2 separate regions of the Homo sapiens genome follow, and region 2 is linked to region 1. Evidence: chromatin loops called from intact Hi-C (ENCODE). Cell type or tissue: endothelial cell of umbilical vein. All regions are shown on one strand. Region 1 overlaps NFATC3 (nuclear factor of activated T cells 3). Region 2 overlaps NFATC3 (nuclear factor of activated T cells 3).

Evidence for each region. A loop is a pair of places that touch in the nucleus more often than their neighbours do. Peaks named below come from ENCODE experiments on the same cell type or tissue, not always from the same donor. Only the 100,000 strongest peaks of a DNase experiment are listed, where the experiment ranks them.
Region 2: a loop joins it to region 1, with 3.0 times the contacts of the local background. A loop is called at or near these places in 3 of 110 quality-filtered maps.

What each region holds. Positions count from the first base shown.
Region 1 is chr16:68,107,554-68,115,553 of GRCh38, reverse strand. The region is part of intron 1 of NFATC3 (nuclear factor of activated T cells 3); the gene reads right to left. Among named protein-coding and RNA genes, the nearest start is that of NFATC3, 26 kb to the right of the region's middle. In endothelial cell of umbilical vein, no CTCF peak of the experiment used is centred here; no DNase peak of the experiment used is centred here.
Region 2 is chr16:68,209,088-68,217,087 of GRCh38, reverse strand. The region is part of intron 9 of NFATC3 (nuclear factor of activated T cells 3); the gene reads right to left. It also overlaps the pseudogene RPS12P27. Among named protein-coding and RNA genes, the nearest start is that of MIR6773, 20 kb to the left of the region's middle. RefSeq lists an enhancer at 5,875-5,944. In endothelial cell of umbilical vein, no CTCF peak of the experiment used is centred here; a DNase peak (open chromatin) is centred at 637.

The DNA.
Region 1 (8,000 bases):
ACTTGGGAGGCTGGGGCAGGGGAATCAGTTGAACCCGGGAGGCGGAGGTCGCAGTAAGCCGAGATTGCGCTACTACTGCACTCTAGCCTGTGTGACAAGAGCAAGACTCCGTCTCTCAAAAAAAACAAAAACAAAAAACAAAGAAAATAAAATGGCTCATTTGCTAGCAAAGTAAAGAAAGTCATTTACTGGGGCCGGGTGCAGCGGCTCATGCCTATAATCCCAGCAATTTGGGAAGCTGAGGCAGGTGGATCACAAGGTCAGGAGTTCGAGACCAGCCTGGACAACATGGCAAAACCTCATCTCTACTAAAATACAAAATTTAGCCAGGCATAGTGGCAGGCGCTTGTAATCCCAGCTACTTGGGAGGCTGAGGCAAGGCGAATCACTTGAAGCCGGGAGGCGGAGGTTGCAGTGAGCTGAGATTGCACCACTGCATTCCAGCCTCGGTGACAGAGTGAGACTTGGTCTCAAAAAAAAAAAAAGAAAGTCATTTACTGATGGTGAGTTATTTAAATTGTGTTTCACCGGAGAAACCACGGAAATATGTTCAGAGAAAAACTTACAAGACTATTAGCCTTTCAGCAAGAACAACTGGTAGAAAAACTGAGGACATTGGTAGCAACATTAATAGGTTAATTACAAAATAAAACAAACGATTTCCTTAAAAAGTGGTTTTCCGGCCAGGTGCGGTGGCTGACGCCTGTAATCTCAGCACTTTGGGAGGCAGAGGCAGGCGGATCACGAGATCAGGAGTTCGAGACTATCCTGGCCAACATGGTGAAACCCCGTCTCTACTAAACATACAAAAATTATCTGGGCGTGGTGGCACTTGCCTGTAATCCCAGCTACTTGGGAGGCTGAGGTAGGAGAATCATTTGAACCAGGGAGTCGGAGGTTGCAGTGAGCCAAGATTGCACCACAGCACTCCAGCCTGGCAACAAAGCAAGACTCCGTCTCAAAAAAAAAAAAAAAAAGTGCTTTTCCTTGGCCCTTGATGTGCTGCCAGATGTTACCAACATCTGCTCAGTTGTTATTTATTGAAGAGTCAATGCAGAGTTTAAAGTGACTAAACAATTAGCCTCCATGAATAGTGTGAAAGAAACAACTTCAAGAAAAAACATTTGCAAAGAAGTTAAGAAAACACTAGTTTAGGCAGGAGGAGCCAAGATGGCTGATTAGAAGCCACTCCAGTCTGCGGCTCCCACTAAGAGGAGCAAAAACGGCCAGTGAATCCTGCTCCGTCAACTGAGGTATCCAGGTTCTCTCACTGGGACTGACTAGGTGGTTGGTGTGATCCACACAGAGCTAGGAAAAGCAGGGTAGAGCGACAACCTGACCTGGTAGCCACAAAGGCGAACTCCCACACCCAGCCAAGGGAGGTGGTGAGTAACTGTGCTACCCTGCGCGGGAAACCAGACTTTTTCCACAGATCTGTACATCCCATGGATCAGGAAATCCCCTCATGAGCCCACGCCACCAAGGCCTTGGGACCCAAGCACAGAGCTGTGCAACCTGCTCAGGTTGTGGCTAGCAGCAGCAGGCTGGACACTGCCTAAGACTACCAAGTTCCCACGGAAAGGGGCAGTCGCCATCACTGCGGCTCCAGTCTGCCATTTTCCTTTGCTGGTGTTGGGGAAACTTGGCGGTTTGGACGAAGAGGAATTCCCCACAGCACAACACAGTGGCGGTGGCAGATCGTGGCCAGATTGTTTCCTTAGGTGGGACCCAGATCCTTCTCTCTTCACCAGGCAGAACCTCCTTGCAGGAACTGCAGTAACTCTAGCCAGGAGTTTATGGACAGAACTCTGATATCCCTGGGAAGGAGCCTCTACGGGTAGGGGTGGTCATGGTCTCATGGTTCAGCTGACCTAGTCTTTCCTGCCTGTTGGCAGTCCAGATGAGGGGAATTCTCCCCAGCACAGCCGAACCTGCTCAGCCAAGGGGCAGTCAGACTGCTTCTTTAAGCAGGTTCCTGATCCCATCCCTCCTGACTGGGTGAGACCTCCCAACTGGGGTCACCAGGCACCTGATACAGGAGCGTTCCAGCCAGCATCAGCTCCGTGCCTTCTGGGATGAAGCTCCCAGAGGAGGAGGCAGCCATCTTTGCTGTTCTGCAGCCTCCACTGCTTATACCTCCAGGTGCAGGAGGGGGTAGATGAATTAGGTCAGGAGTGGTCCCCTAGTAAACTGCAGCAGCCCTACCCTATGGAAGAGGGGCCTTACTATTAAAAGAAAAACAAACAGAAAGCAACAACAACAACATCAACACAAAAGATCCCACAAAAACCCTATCCAAAGGTCAGCAGCCTCAAAGATCAAAGGCAGATAAATCCACAAAGATGAGAAAGAATCAATGCAAGAACGCTGAAATCTCAAAGAGCCAGAGTGTCTCTTCTCTAAATGATTGCAACACTTCTCCATCAAGGGCAGAGAACTGGGCTGAGGCAGAGAAGAATGAATTGACAGAAGTAGGCTTCAAAAGGTAGGTAATAACAAACTTCGCTGAGCTAAAGGAGTATGTTTTAACCCAAGGCAAAGAAGCGAAAAACCATGATAAAACATTACAGGAGCTGTTAACCAGAATGGCTAGTATACAGAGGAACATAAATGACCTGATTGAGCTGAAAAACACAACAGGAGAGCTTCACAATACAACCACAAGTATCAACAGCTGAACAGACCAGGCAGAGGAAAGGATATCAGAGCTTGAAGACTATCTTGCTAAAATAAGACGGGCAAACAAGGTTAGAGAAAAAAAAAAAATGTCGGGAGGCTGAGGCAGGAGAATGGCGTGAACCCAGGAAGCGGAGCTTGCAGTGAGCCGAGATTGCGCCACTGCAGTCCGCAGTCCGGCCTGGGCGACAGAGCGAGACTCCGTCTCAAAAAAAAAAAAAAAAAAAAAAACGAAAAAGAAAAAATGAAAAGAAATGAACAAAACCTCCAAGAACTATGGGATTATTTAAAAGAATGAACCTGGCTGGGCACAGTGGCTCACGCCTATAATCCCAGCACTTTGGGAGGCCGAGGCGGGTGGATCACGAGACCAGGAGTTCAAGACCAGCCTGGTCAAGATGGTGAAACCCCATCTCTACTAAAAATACAAAAATCAGCCAGGCGTGGTGGTGTGTGCCTGTAGTCCCAGCTACTCGGGCGGCTGAGGCAGAAGGATCGCTTGAACCCAGGAGGTGGAGGTTGCAGTAAGCCAAGATCACGCCACTGCACTCCAGCCTGGGCAACACAGCAAGACTCCATCTCAAAAAAAAAAAAAAAAAAAAAAAAAAAGACTGAACCTACAACTGGGGTACCTGAAAGAGACGGGGAGATCGCATCCAAGTCGGAAAACATACTTCACGGTATCATCCATGAGAACTTCCCCAACCTAGCAAGATAGGCCACCATTCAAATTCAGGAAATTCAGAGAAACCCAGTAAGATACTCCATGAGAAGATCAATCCCAAAACACATTATCATCAGATTCTCCAAGGTTGAAATGAAGGAAAAAATGTTAAGCGCAGGGAGAGAGGACAGATCACCACAAAGGTAAGCCCATCAAACTAACAGTGGACCTCTCAGCAGAAACCCTACAAGCCAGAAGAGATTGGATGCCAATATTCAACATTCTTAGAAAAGAATTTCCAACCCAAATGTCATATCCGGACAAATTAAGCTTCGTAAGTGAAAGAGAAATAAAGTCCTTTTCAGACAAGCAAATAATGAGGGAATTCAGCACCACCAGGTCTGCTTTACAAGAATTCCTGAAGGAAGCACTAAATATGGAAAGCAAAAACCATTATCAGCCACTACAAAAACACACTCAAGTACACAGACGAATGACACTATGAAGCAACTACATTAACACGTCTGCAAAATAACCAGCCAGCATTATGATGACAGGACCAAATTCACACATAACAATATTAACCTTAAAAGTAAATGGACTAAATACCCCAATTAAAATACACAAAATGGTTAGCTGGCTAAAAAGACAAGAACCATTGGTGTGCTGTATTCAAGAGACCCATCTAACATGCAAAGACATGCACAGGCTCAAAATAAAGAGATGGAGGAAAATTTACAAAGCAAATGGAAGGCAGGAAAAAAGCAGGGGTTGCAATCCTAGTTTCTGACAAAACAGATTTTAAACCAACAAGATCAAAAAAAGACAAAGAAGGGCATACAGCATGGTAAAGGGTTCAATTCAACAAGAAGAGCTAACTATCCTAAATATATATGCACCCAATACAGGCACACTCAGTTTCATAAAACAAGTTTTTAGAAACCTACAAAGAGACTTAGACTCCCACACAACAATAGTGGGAGACTTAACACCCCACTGTCAATATCAGACAGATCATCGAGACAAAAAATTAACAAAGATATTCAGGACTTGAGTTCAGCTGTGATCAAGTAGACTTACCCAAAAACAGAATATACATTCTTCTCAGTGCCACATGGCACTTACTCTAGATTCGATCACATACTTGGAAGTAAAACACTCCTCAGCAAATGCAAAAGAAATGAAATCATAACTGTCTCTCAGACCACAGCGCAATCAAATTAGAACTCAACATTAAGAAACTCACTCAAACCCACACAACTACATGGAAATTGAACAACCTGCCCCTGAATGACTTCTGGGTAAAAAATGAAATTAAGGCAGAAATCAAGAAGTTATTTGAAACCAATGAGAACAAAGAGACAATGTACCAGAATCTCTGGGATATAGCTAAAGCAGTGTTAAGAGGGAAATTTATAGCACTAAATGCCCACATCAAAAAGCCAGAAAAAACTCAAATCGACATCCTAATATCACAACTAAAAGACTAGAGAACCAAGAGTAAACAAACCCCAAATCTAGCAGAAGACAAGACATAACCAAGATCAGAGCAGAACTGAAGGAGACAGAGACACAAAAAAACCCTTAAAAAAAAAAATCAGGCTGGGCGCGGTGGCTCACGCCTATAATCCCAGCACTTTGGGAGGCTGAGGCGGGCAGATCACAAGGTCAGGAGATCGAGACCATCCTGGCTAACACGATGAAACCCCGTCTCTACTAAAAAAAAATACAAAAAAAATTAGCCGGGTGTGGTGGTGGGCACCTGTAGTCCCAGCTACTCAGGAGGCTGAGGCAGGAGAATGGCATGAACCCGGGAGGCGGAGCTTACAGTGAGCCGAGATTGGGCCACTGTACTCCAGCCTGGGCAACAGAGCGAGACTTCGTCTCGAAAAAAAAAAAAAAAAATTCAGGCCAGGCACGGTGGCTCACACCTGTAATCCTAGCACTTTGGGAGGCCAAGGCAGGCAGATCACTTGAGGTCAGGAGCTCAAGACCAGCCTGGCTAACATGGTAAAACCCTGTCTCTACTAAAAATACAAAAATTAGCCCAGTGTGGTGGTGGGTGCCTATAATCCCACCTACTCAAGAGGCTGAAGCAGGAGAATTGCTTGAACCCAGGAGGTGGAGGTTGCAGTGAGCCAAGATCGTATCACTGCACTCCAGCCTGAGCAACAGAGTGAGACTCCATCTCAAAACAAACAAACAAACAAAAACAACTCATCCAGGAGCTTGGCTAGGCTAATGAAGAAAAGAGACAAGAATCAAATCAACACAATAAAAAATGATAAAGCAGATATCACCACTGACCCCACAGAAATACAAACCACCACAGAGAATACTATAAACACCTTTATGCAAATAAACTAGAAAACTTAGAAGACACTGATAAATTCCTGGACACATACACCCTCCTAAGACTGAACCAGAAAGAAGCTGAATACCTGAACAGACCAATAATGAGTTATGAAATTGAGGCAGTAATACATAGCCTACCAACCAAAATAAGCCCAGGACCAGAAAGATTTACAGCTGAATTCTACCAGAGGTACAAAGAGAAGCTGGTACCATTTCTTCCGAAACTATTCCAAACAACCGAAAAGGAAGGACTACTCCCTAACTCATTTTATGAGGCCAGCATTATCCTGATACCAAAACCTGAAAGAGATATAACAAAAAAAGAAAACTACAGGCCAATATCACTGATGAACATTGATCCCAAAATCCTCAAATAAATACTGGTAAACCGAATCCAGCAGCACATCAAAAAGCTTATCGACCAGGATCAAGTCAGCTTCATTCCCAGAATGCAAGGCTGGTTCAACATATTCAAATCAATAGATGTAATCCATCACATAAACAGAACTAAAGACAAAAATCACATGATTATCTCAATAGATGCAGAAAAGGCCTTCGATAAAATTCAACATCACTTCATGTTAAAAACTCTCAATAAACTAGGTATCGGAGGAACAAACCTCAAAATAATAAGAGCCATTTAAGACAAACCCACATCCAATGTCATACTGGATACGCAAAAGCTGACAGTGTTCCCCTTGAATATTGACACAAGACAAGGATGCCCCTATCTCACCACTCCTATTCAACATAGTAATGGAAATTCTGGCCAGGGCAATGAGGCAAGAGAAAGAAATACAGGGTATTCGCATAGGAAGAGAGGGAGTCAAATTGTCTTTGTTTGCAGATGGCATGATCCTCTATCTAGAAAACCCCCTAGTCTCAGCCCAAAAGCTTAAGCTGATAAGCAACTTCAGCAAAGTCTCAGGATACAAAATCAATGTGCAAAAGTCACAAGCATTCCTTTACGCCAACAAGAGACAAGCAAAGAGCCAAATCAAGAATGAACTCCCATTCACAATTGCTACAAAGAGAATAAAATACCTAGGAACACAGCTAACAAGGGAAGTGAAGGACCTCTTCAAGGAGAACTACAAACCACTGCTCAAGGAAATCGGAGAGGACACAAACATGGAAAAACATTCCATGCTCATGGATAGGAAGAATCAATATTGTGAAAACAGCCACACTGCCCAAAGCAAATTATAGATTCAATGCTACTCCCATTAAAATACTATTGACATTCTTCACAGAATTAGAAAAAACTATTTTAAAATTCATATGGAACCAAAAGAGAGCCCGTATAGCTAAAACAATCTTAAGCAAAAAGAACACAGCTAGAGGCATCACGTTACCCGACTTCAAACTATACTACAAGGCTACAGTAACCAAAACAGCATGGTACTGGTACAAAAACAGACACAAAGACCAATGAAACAGAACAGAGAACTCAGAAATAAGACCACACATGTACAACCATCTGATCTTTGACAAACCTGACAAAAACAAGCAATGGGGAAAGGATTCTCTATTTAATAAGTAGTATTGGGAGAACTGGCTAGCCATATGCAGAAAACTGAAACTGGATCCCTTCCTTACACCTTATACAAAAATTAACTCGAGATGGATTAAAGACTTCAATGTAAAACCCCAAACTATAAAAACCCTAGAAGAAAACCTAGGCAATAAATACCATTCAGGACATAGGCATGGGCAAAGATTTCTTGATGAAAATGGCAAAAGCAATTGCCAACAAAAGCAAAAACTGACAAATGGGATCTAATTAAACTAAAGAGCTTCTGCACAGCAAAAGAAACTATCATCACAGTGAACAGGCAGCCTACAGAATGGGAGAAAACTTTTGCAATTTATCCATCTGACTAAGGTCTAATATCCAGAGTCTACAAGAAACTTAAATAAATTTACAAAAAAAAAAAAAATAAACCACCCCATTAAAAAGTAGGCAAAGGACATGAACAGACATTTCTCAAAAGAAGACATTTATGCAGCCCAACAAACATAAAAAAAGCTCAACATCACTGATGATCAGAGAAATGCAAATCAAAACCACAATGAGATACCATCTCAAACCAGTCAGAAAGGAAATTATTATTATTATTATTATTATATTTTTTTGATACAGTGTCTCACTCTGTCGCCTAGGCTGGAGTGCAGTGGCATGATCTCGGCTCACTGCAACCTCTGTTTCCTGGGTTCAAGTGATTCTCCTGTCTCAGCCTCCCAAGTAGCTGGGACTACAGGCATGCACCACAATGCCCAGCTAATTTTATTATTTTTAGTAGAG
Region 2 (8,000 bases), 100 kb before region 1:
AGTTATCTCAAATTTCACCCTGAATTCCAGACAGCTTCCTACCATTGAACAGATTAAAAATACATGCACGATTTGAAGATATCCTTCACTTTTTTAATATAAAAAAATTTCACCAGCAATAGATCAGAGATTCACTTTTAACATTAGCTCTAATACTAGTAAAGAAAAATTATTATACCTTTTTTCCCCACCCAACGGATTGAGGGGGAAAATCAGTCCTCTTAAGACTCCTTCCTTTTTAAGAAACCTCTTCTTGGCCGGGTGTAGTGGCTCACACCTGTAATCCTAGCACTTTGAGAGGCCAAGGTTGGCGGATCGCTTGAGGTCAGGCGTTCAAAACCAGCCTGGCCAACACGGTGAAATCCCATCTCTACTAAAAATACAAAATATTAGCCAGGTGTGGTGGCAGGTGCCTGTAATTTCAGCTACTTGGGAGGCTGAGGAAGGAGAATTGTTTGAACCTGGGAGGCGGAGGTTGCAGTGAGCCAGTATGATGCCAATGCACTCCAGCCTAGGCAACAGAGCGAGACTGTCTCAAAAAGAAAAAAAAAAAAGAAAACCTCTTCTATGTGTGATGCTATAATCAACGTCATAACAATGTTTCCTCTAGGAAATGTTTTTAACTGAAAACATTCTACAAAGACAAACATTAAATCTCCAGCTGAGTAAACAGTACACAGGTACTTGAAAGTATATTCAAGTATCAGCATGTACTCTTTTCTATCAGCAAAAGCTGAAATGTGAAAAAAATAAACAACTTCTCTCAATTTGGCTTAAGATGTGAGACTCAGAAGCATTTTAAAATTATCAGAAGAATCCTTTATCCCTATTTTGCTCATTTTGTACATTTTCCTCTGAATAATCTTGTCCATTGTTGACTCCCAAATCTATCTCTAAGGGCCAAACCTGAGCTCCAGACCCAAAAATCCACAGGACCCATTCCACTACCTGTGCTCTGGAACCTCTTCAACACCTTGCGGCATCAATTTTCTTCACTTCTTTGTCTCTATCAACTTGTCTCCCCAGATCCTTCTCATCAGCACTTAATATGTGTAAATCTGGGCCAGCGCGGTGGCTCATGCCTGTCATCCCAGCACTTTGGGAGGCCAAGGTGGGCGGATCACGAGGTCAGGACATCGAGACCATCCTGGCTAACACAGTGAAACCCCATCTCTACTAAAAATACAAAAAATTAGCCGGGCGTGGTGGCAGGCGCCTTGTAGTCCCAGCTACTCGGGAGGCTAAGGCAGGAGAATGGCGTCAACCTGGGAGGCGGAGCGTGCAGTGAGCGGAGATCGCACCACTGCACTCCAGCCTGGGTGGCAGAGCAAGACTCCATCTCAAAAAAAAAAAAAAAAAAAAAAAGTGCAAATCTCTCTATCTCAAAGAAGCAAGCAAGCAAATAAAAACACTCAACCCCATGTTCCCCTCTGTATCTAATTCTTTCTTTCATGGCTTAACATCTTAAAGGAGTTGTCTACACTGCTGTTTCTTCTATGTTCTCACCTCTTATTTACTCAGTCATCCATCGATCCCTTCACTCCACATAATACTTCCTTCTTACCAAGATCATTAGTGACCAACTTGTTGCTTCACACATGGGAAGCACACTGGGCTTAACACTGGAAGAAGTAAGCTTTAGCCTTGGTTTGGCTGTGATGTGACTCAGGTGACTTAACTAATCCTTCTGCAACTTATTTTCTCACCCCTAATATGAGGAAATTATTTTAAATCCTCTGGTTATAACTCTCCTGAGAGTTTTATATACATTCAATGCAGGAATTAAGTCACCACTCCTCTCATGGTTGGACAAGAATGATGTGAGACCAGGGTAGGCCCAGTTCTGGGAGAAGTTAGGGTTTTGGTATCTTGTCTGATAGGTCATCAGGAAGCTGCAGAAACCTAAATATAAAGGTTTGGGTAGTGAACATGATTTCCAAGGCCCCTTCCAAATCCAGATTCATTTTAAAATAAAATTCAAATGGCATTTAGGAAGGTATAATCTGTGTATTTATAATTTCTATCATATATTTTCTTAAGTGGCTTTCATAGTATTTGAAGAAAGGAGCCAACATGACAGCAAGGAACAGCTTCGTTCCTCCTTGGCTGCTGAGTCTAGAAGCCTAAGCCTAGACACAGACACTGGCTCTAGTACTACAGCTTTCTTCCAAGTAGAGCCCCAGAGGACTACCGGAAGTGCAAACATGGGCCCACAGGGGAGGCTAGGGATAAATATTCTGGGTTGCCTCTGAAAAACGGACAAAATTTCCTGATTTCATTCACATCAAAAGTTAAGAGTACTTGACCAGGAATGAGTAGGCTTACATACCTGATCAGCAACCAAATTTACTGAGCAACCCAAACCATATAGAATTCATAGATACGAAACCTCTTTCTGCTTTGGTCTAATAAATCTAAGTAAACACTTCCCTTTCATTCAAGAATAAAATCATAAGCACAAGTGTAAGAGCCTGAGTGTGGTTAAGTTTAAAAAGCAGAGTCTTTTAGTCAAAGTGTAGTTCCAAAGATAATGAGTGGGCCTACCAGAAAATGCCCGTGCATACCCCCTCCTCTGTAGCACATGCAAATCCAGCCACTGCATGCAAATACCAGACTTGGGCACAAAAACAATGACACATTTCAATCAACACTCACCCTCTAGATTCTCCAGAAAGGAGCTGGACATGAGAGCACACTGTGGTTAGGCCATTTCTCTGCTGAACCTGATGGCTGGTGTTCCAAGTCAGATATAAATTGGTCTGTGTCAAAGAAGACAACATCACTACTGAATGGAACAAACCAGAGGGTGAACTTAATCTACTACAGTGCCCAGCCTGTTTTTTTTCTATAATCAAAAGGAATTTAACTGTCTTTTACTTGTCAATCACTGCATAAAATGGCTCTCCACATTTTATTAGATAAAATAAATACTGGAGTTCAGATAGCTCAGGTACTAAGATGATTCTTTTAAAAATTTGAAGGGCAATAACTTTAAGAGTTACAATTATGGTTTTCAGTGGTTTTAAGGGATAAATTCAGCTTTAAATAAACTAGTTTTTATTACATTATATCTATTAGTAGTTCCCAAATACTTGGCTAAGGCTACATCAAAATTATCTGGGCAACTGATAAAAATATAAACTCCTGAATGTTTTATAAAAATACAAACTCAAACCACAAAATCAAAATCTTCAAGGGTAGCAGCCCAGAAAACTATATGTACAGCCAAATCTGGGAGTCATGGAAGAGTATTTTTTTTGAGATGGAGTCTCACTCTGTCACCCAGGCTGGAGTGCAGTGGCACAATCTCTGCCCACTGCAACCTCTGCCTCCCAGGTTCAAGTGATTCTCCTGCCTCAGCCTCCCTAGTAGCTGGGACTACAGGCACTCACCACCATGCCTGGCTACTTTTTGTATTTTTAGTAGAGATGGGGTTTCAACCATGTTGGCCAGGTGGGTCTCAAACTCCTGGCCTCAGGTTATCCGCCCGCCTAGGCCTCCCAAAGTGCTAGGATTACAGGCGTAAGCCACCATGCCCGCCTGGAGGAGTATTTTTTAAACTAAAGTTCACATCCATTAGAAATTTATGAAATCAATTCAGCAAGTTGAAACTAGTATTTTTTTTTTAATTTTTATTTTTTTTAATTTTTATTTATTTATTTATTTATTTTTTGAGACAGAGTCTTGCTCTGTCGCCCAGGCTGGAGTGCAGTGGCACCATCTTGGCTCGCTGCAAGCTCCACCTCCTGAGTTCACGCCATTCTCCTGCCTCAGCCTCCTGAGTACCTGGGACCACAGGTGCCCGCCACCACGCCCGGCTAATTTTTTGTATTTTTAGTAGAGACAGGGTTTCACCTTCTTAGCCAGGATGGTCTTGATCTCCTGACCTTGTGATCCACCCACCTCGGCCTCCCAAAGTGCTGGGATTATAGGCGTGAGCCACTGCACCCGGCCCCTGAAACTAGTATTTTAAAGAAGAGAAAGAAACAGGCCGGGCATGGTGGCTCACACCTGTAATCCCAGCACTTTGGGAGGCTGAGGCGGGTGGATCATGAGGTGAGGACACCGAGACCATCCTGGCTAACACGGTGAAACCCTGTCTCTACTAAAAATACAAAAAAAAAAAAAAAATCAGCCAGGCGTGGTGGCGGGCGCCTGTAGTCCCAGCTACTTGGGAGGCTGAGGCAGAAGAATGGCGTGAACCTGGGAGGTAGAGCTTGCAGTGAGCCAAGATCACGCCACTGCACTTCAGCCTGGGCAACAGAGTGAGACTCCATCTCAAAAAAAAAAAAAAAAAAAAAAGAGAAAGAAATAGAACAAAATAGAAGATAGCAGGCTGCATTCCCTCTAATAAAGGTTAAGAATTGGTTTGTGAGACTTTAACATTAGTTGTATATGTATGTATTTTTTGTGTACTGGGTCACAACATAATCCTTGTATTTTATTGTAGGAAGCTGTCAAAAATGTTTGAAAGTCACTGCACAAAAGAAGAGTCACCACTGGTCAGTTTTGCAGTACTGGCTAAAGCATTCAGATGCCCCAAGAGTCAAAAACACAATAACGAAATAGTGAGACTCCGACTCAAACAACAACAACAACAACAACTCTCATCTTTTTGCCTATAAGGAATTATTCTTGGCCTCTGTTGTACAACTTCAAGTAAAAGGACCTAACCTACTTAGAAGGGAAAAATCTGCATGTAGTCTCTATGAACACTAACTAATACCTTCCTTTTAAGCAGATAAAAAAAGAAAAACAAAGGAAGAGTCAATCTGTACAAAATGCACCCTCACTATAGGGGTCAAAACAAAACAAAATCCAGAAATCCTTTGGTTAAGCAAAATTTTTCTGACTTAAGCTTGTTTATTATTTGAGATCACTCACCTAGTTTTCAGAGGTGATTTAAAGATTACAGTGTGTGCAAAGTATTTTAAATACTGAAAATATCAAAATACTCTTTCTGGGGGTTCCCAATCTCCACAACTGAATCCTCCAAAACAGACTTGAAGGTATAGAACATGTGATTACAGGTACAGCAGCATAAAAATCATAAGAAAGCATCCCAGGAACAAAGCAAGAGGCCAACACACACTATGGGAGCTTTTGTGAGTGGATGAATTCAGTGGTACTTTCAGATTGTGCTTTACAGAAACTTGCAGTGCTCCAGAAATCCTTCTAGTTCCTTGAAGCACTTTCGTGAGCTCCAAAATATACCTCATTCATCTCTCCTGATCACAAGAACTTTGACCAAACATTTACAAAAGTGTGCCGGGCACGGTGCCTCATGCCTGTAATCCCAGCACTTTGGGAGGCCAAGGCGGGTAGATCACCTGAGGTCAGGAGTTCGAGACCAGCCTGGCCAGCATGGTGAAACCCCGTCTCTACTAAAAACACAAAAATTAGCTGGGCGTGTGGTAGATGCCTGTAATCCCAGCTACTCAGGAAGCTGAGGCAGGAGAATTGCTTGAACCTGGGAGGCGGAAGTTGCAGTGAGCTGAGATCATGCCATTGCACTCCAGACTGGGCAACAGGGTGAGACTCCGACTCAAACAACAACAACAACAACAACAACAACAAAAAACATTTACAGAAGAAGAGTTTCAGCCGGGCACAGTGGCTCACGCCTGTAATCCCAGCACTTTGGGAGGCCGAGGCGGGAGGATCACAAGGTCAGGAGATAGAAACCATCCTGGCCAACATGGTGAAACCCCGTCTCTACTAAAAATACAAAAATTAGCTGGGCATAGTGGTGAGTGCCTGTAATCCCAGCTACTCGAGAGGCTGAGGCAGGAGAATGGCGTGAACCCGGGAGGTGGAGGTTGCAGTGAGCTGAGATCGCGCCACTGCACTCCAGCCTGGCGACAGAGCGAGACTCCATCTCAAAACAAAACAAAGAAAAAAGAGTTTCGATTCTTTTGAAACTCTTAAAAAGATTAAAGAAAAGGAAACACTTCCTAACTCATTATGAGGCCAGAATTTACTCTGACACAAAGCCAGAAAAAGATACTATAAGAAAAGAAAAGGCTAGGCACAGTGGCTTACACCTGGGAGGCTAAGGTGGGTGGATCACGAGGTCAGGAGTTCGAGACCAGCCTGGCCAATATGGTGAAACCCCATCTCTACTAAAAATACAAAAAAATTAGCCGGGCATGGTGGTGCGCACTTGTAGTCCCAGCTACTCGGGAGGCTGAAGCAGAAGAATCGCTTGAACTGGGGAGGCAGAGGTTGCAGTGAGCCGAGGTCACACCACTGCATTCCTGCCTGAGCGACAGAGCAAGACTCCATCTCAAACAAACAAAAAAACAAAAAAACTACAGAATATTCTTTATGAATATAGATGCAAAAATCAACAAAACACTAACACAATTCAGCAGCATATTAAAAGGATGATACATTAAGACCAAGTGAGTTTTATTCCCAGAATGCAAGGATGATTCAACAAATGAAAATCAATTAAAGTAATATGCCAAATTAGTTGAACAAAAGAAAAAAAAACATACTCCTGACTGGCATGGGCAACATGGCAAGACCCTACCTCTACAAAAATTAATTTAAAAACCACATGATCATCTCGATAGATGCAGAAAAGTGTTTGTAAAAATTCTTTTATTTTTTTTGAGACAAGGTGTCACTCTGTCACCAAGGCTGGTGTGCAGTGGCACAATAATGGCTCACTGCAGCCTCTACCTCCCAGGCTCAAGCAATCCTCCCACTTCAGCTTCCCAAGTATTTGGGACCACAGCACCTGGCTAATTTTTTGTATTCTTTTTTTTTTTCTTTTTTTTTTTTTGAGAAGGAATCTCACTCTGTCGCCCAGGCTGGAGCGCAGTGGCATGATCTTGGCTCACTGCAAGCTCCGCCTTCCGGGTTCACGCCATTCTCCTGCCTCAGCCTCCCGAGTAGCTGGGACTACAGGTGCCCGCCACCATGCCCAGCTAATTTTTTTGTATTTTCAGTAGAGATGGAGTTTCACTGTGTTAGCCAGGATGGTCTCAATGTCCCGACCTCGTGATCCGCCCACCTCGGCCTCCCAAAGTGCTGGGATTACAGGCGCGAGCCACTGCACCTGGCCATTTTTTGTATTTTTAGCAGAGATGGGATTTCATGTTGCCCAGGCTGGTCTTGAACTCTTGGGCTCGAGCAATCTGCCCACCTCGGCCTCCCAAAGTGCTAGGACTACAGGATTGAGCCAACATGCCCAGAGTGAGTGTGACTGTGAGTGTGTGTGTGTGTGTGTCTGTGTGTGTGTTGGGGGGCAGGGGGGTTAGCCAGAGTTTTATTCGTTCATTTCTTGCATTTGAAGTACTTCAACTACTACACAACTGCAACGAACCACTTTACGGGGTTTCCCCTCTCTGTCAATTTTACAGAGACCTAACCATTCCCCCTAGCTTCTTGTCATCAACCTTAAGTAGGTTGATTTGGTGTTCAGCACAAAGAACCTCTATGAACTTGACATAGGCTCATCACAGTTGGATGCAAACACACAAAAGATGGGCCTGACCCTTCAGCAGCTTTGCAAATTCCACGTGCTAGGCCATCATGGGTGAGGACAGTCTTCAACACCTCTTGTAAAGCAGTATTAACAGCCACCACACCTCCAGCAGCAACACCTTCCGTGGCCATGGTGGTGGTCTACGGGTGAAGCTGAATCTTGAATGCACCCAAGCCTCTGCCTCCACTCAACTCAGCAGTGGCAGGGAAAGAACTCTTTTTCTTTGAGACGGTCTCACTCTGTTGCCCAGGCTGGAGTGCAGTAGCATCCCAATCACGGCTCACTGCAGCCTCCACCTCCTGGGTTCTAGCTATCTGCCCGCCTCAGCCTCCCAAAGTGCTGGTATCACAGGCGTGAGCCACCGTGCCCAACTCATTTATCAAAATTCAATGCTCTTTCAAGATGAAAACATTCAATAAACAAAGAATAGAAGGAATTTCCTCAATATGAAAAAGGCCATATATGAAAAACTGTTAGTTCCTATCATTATCAACAAAGAACAAAA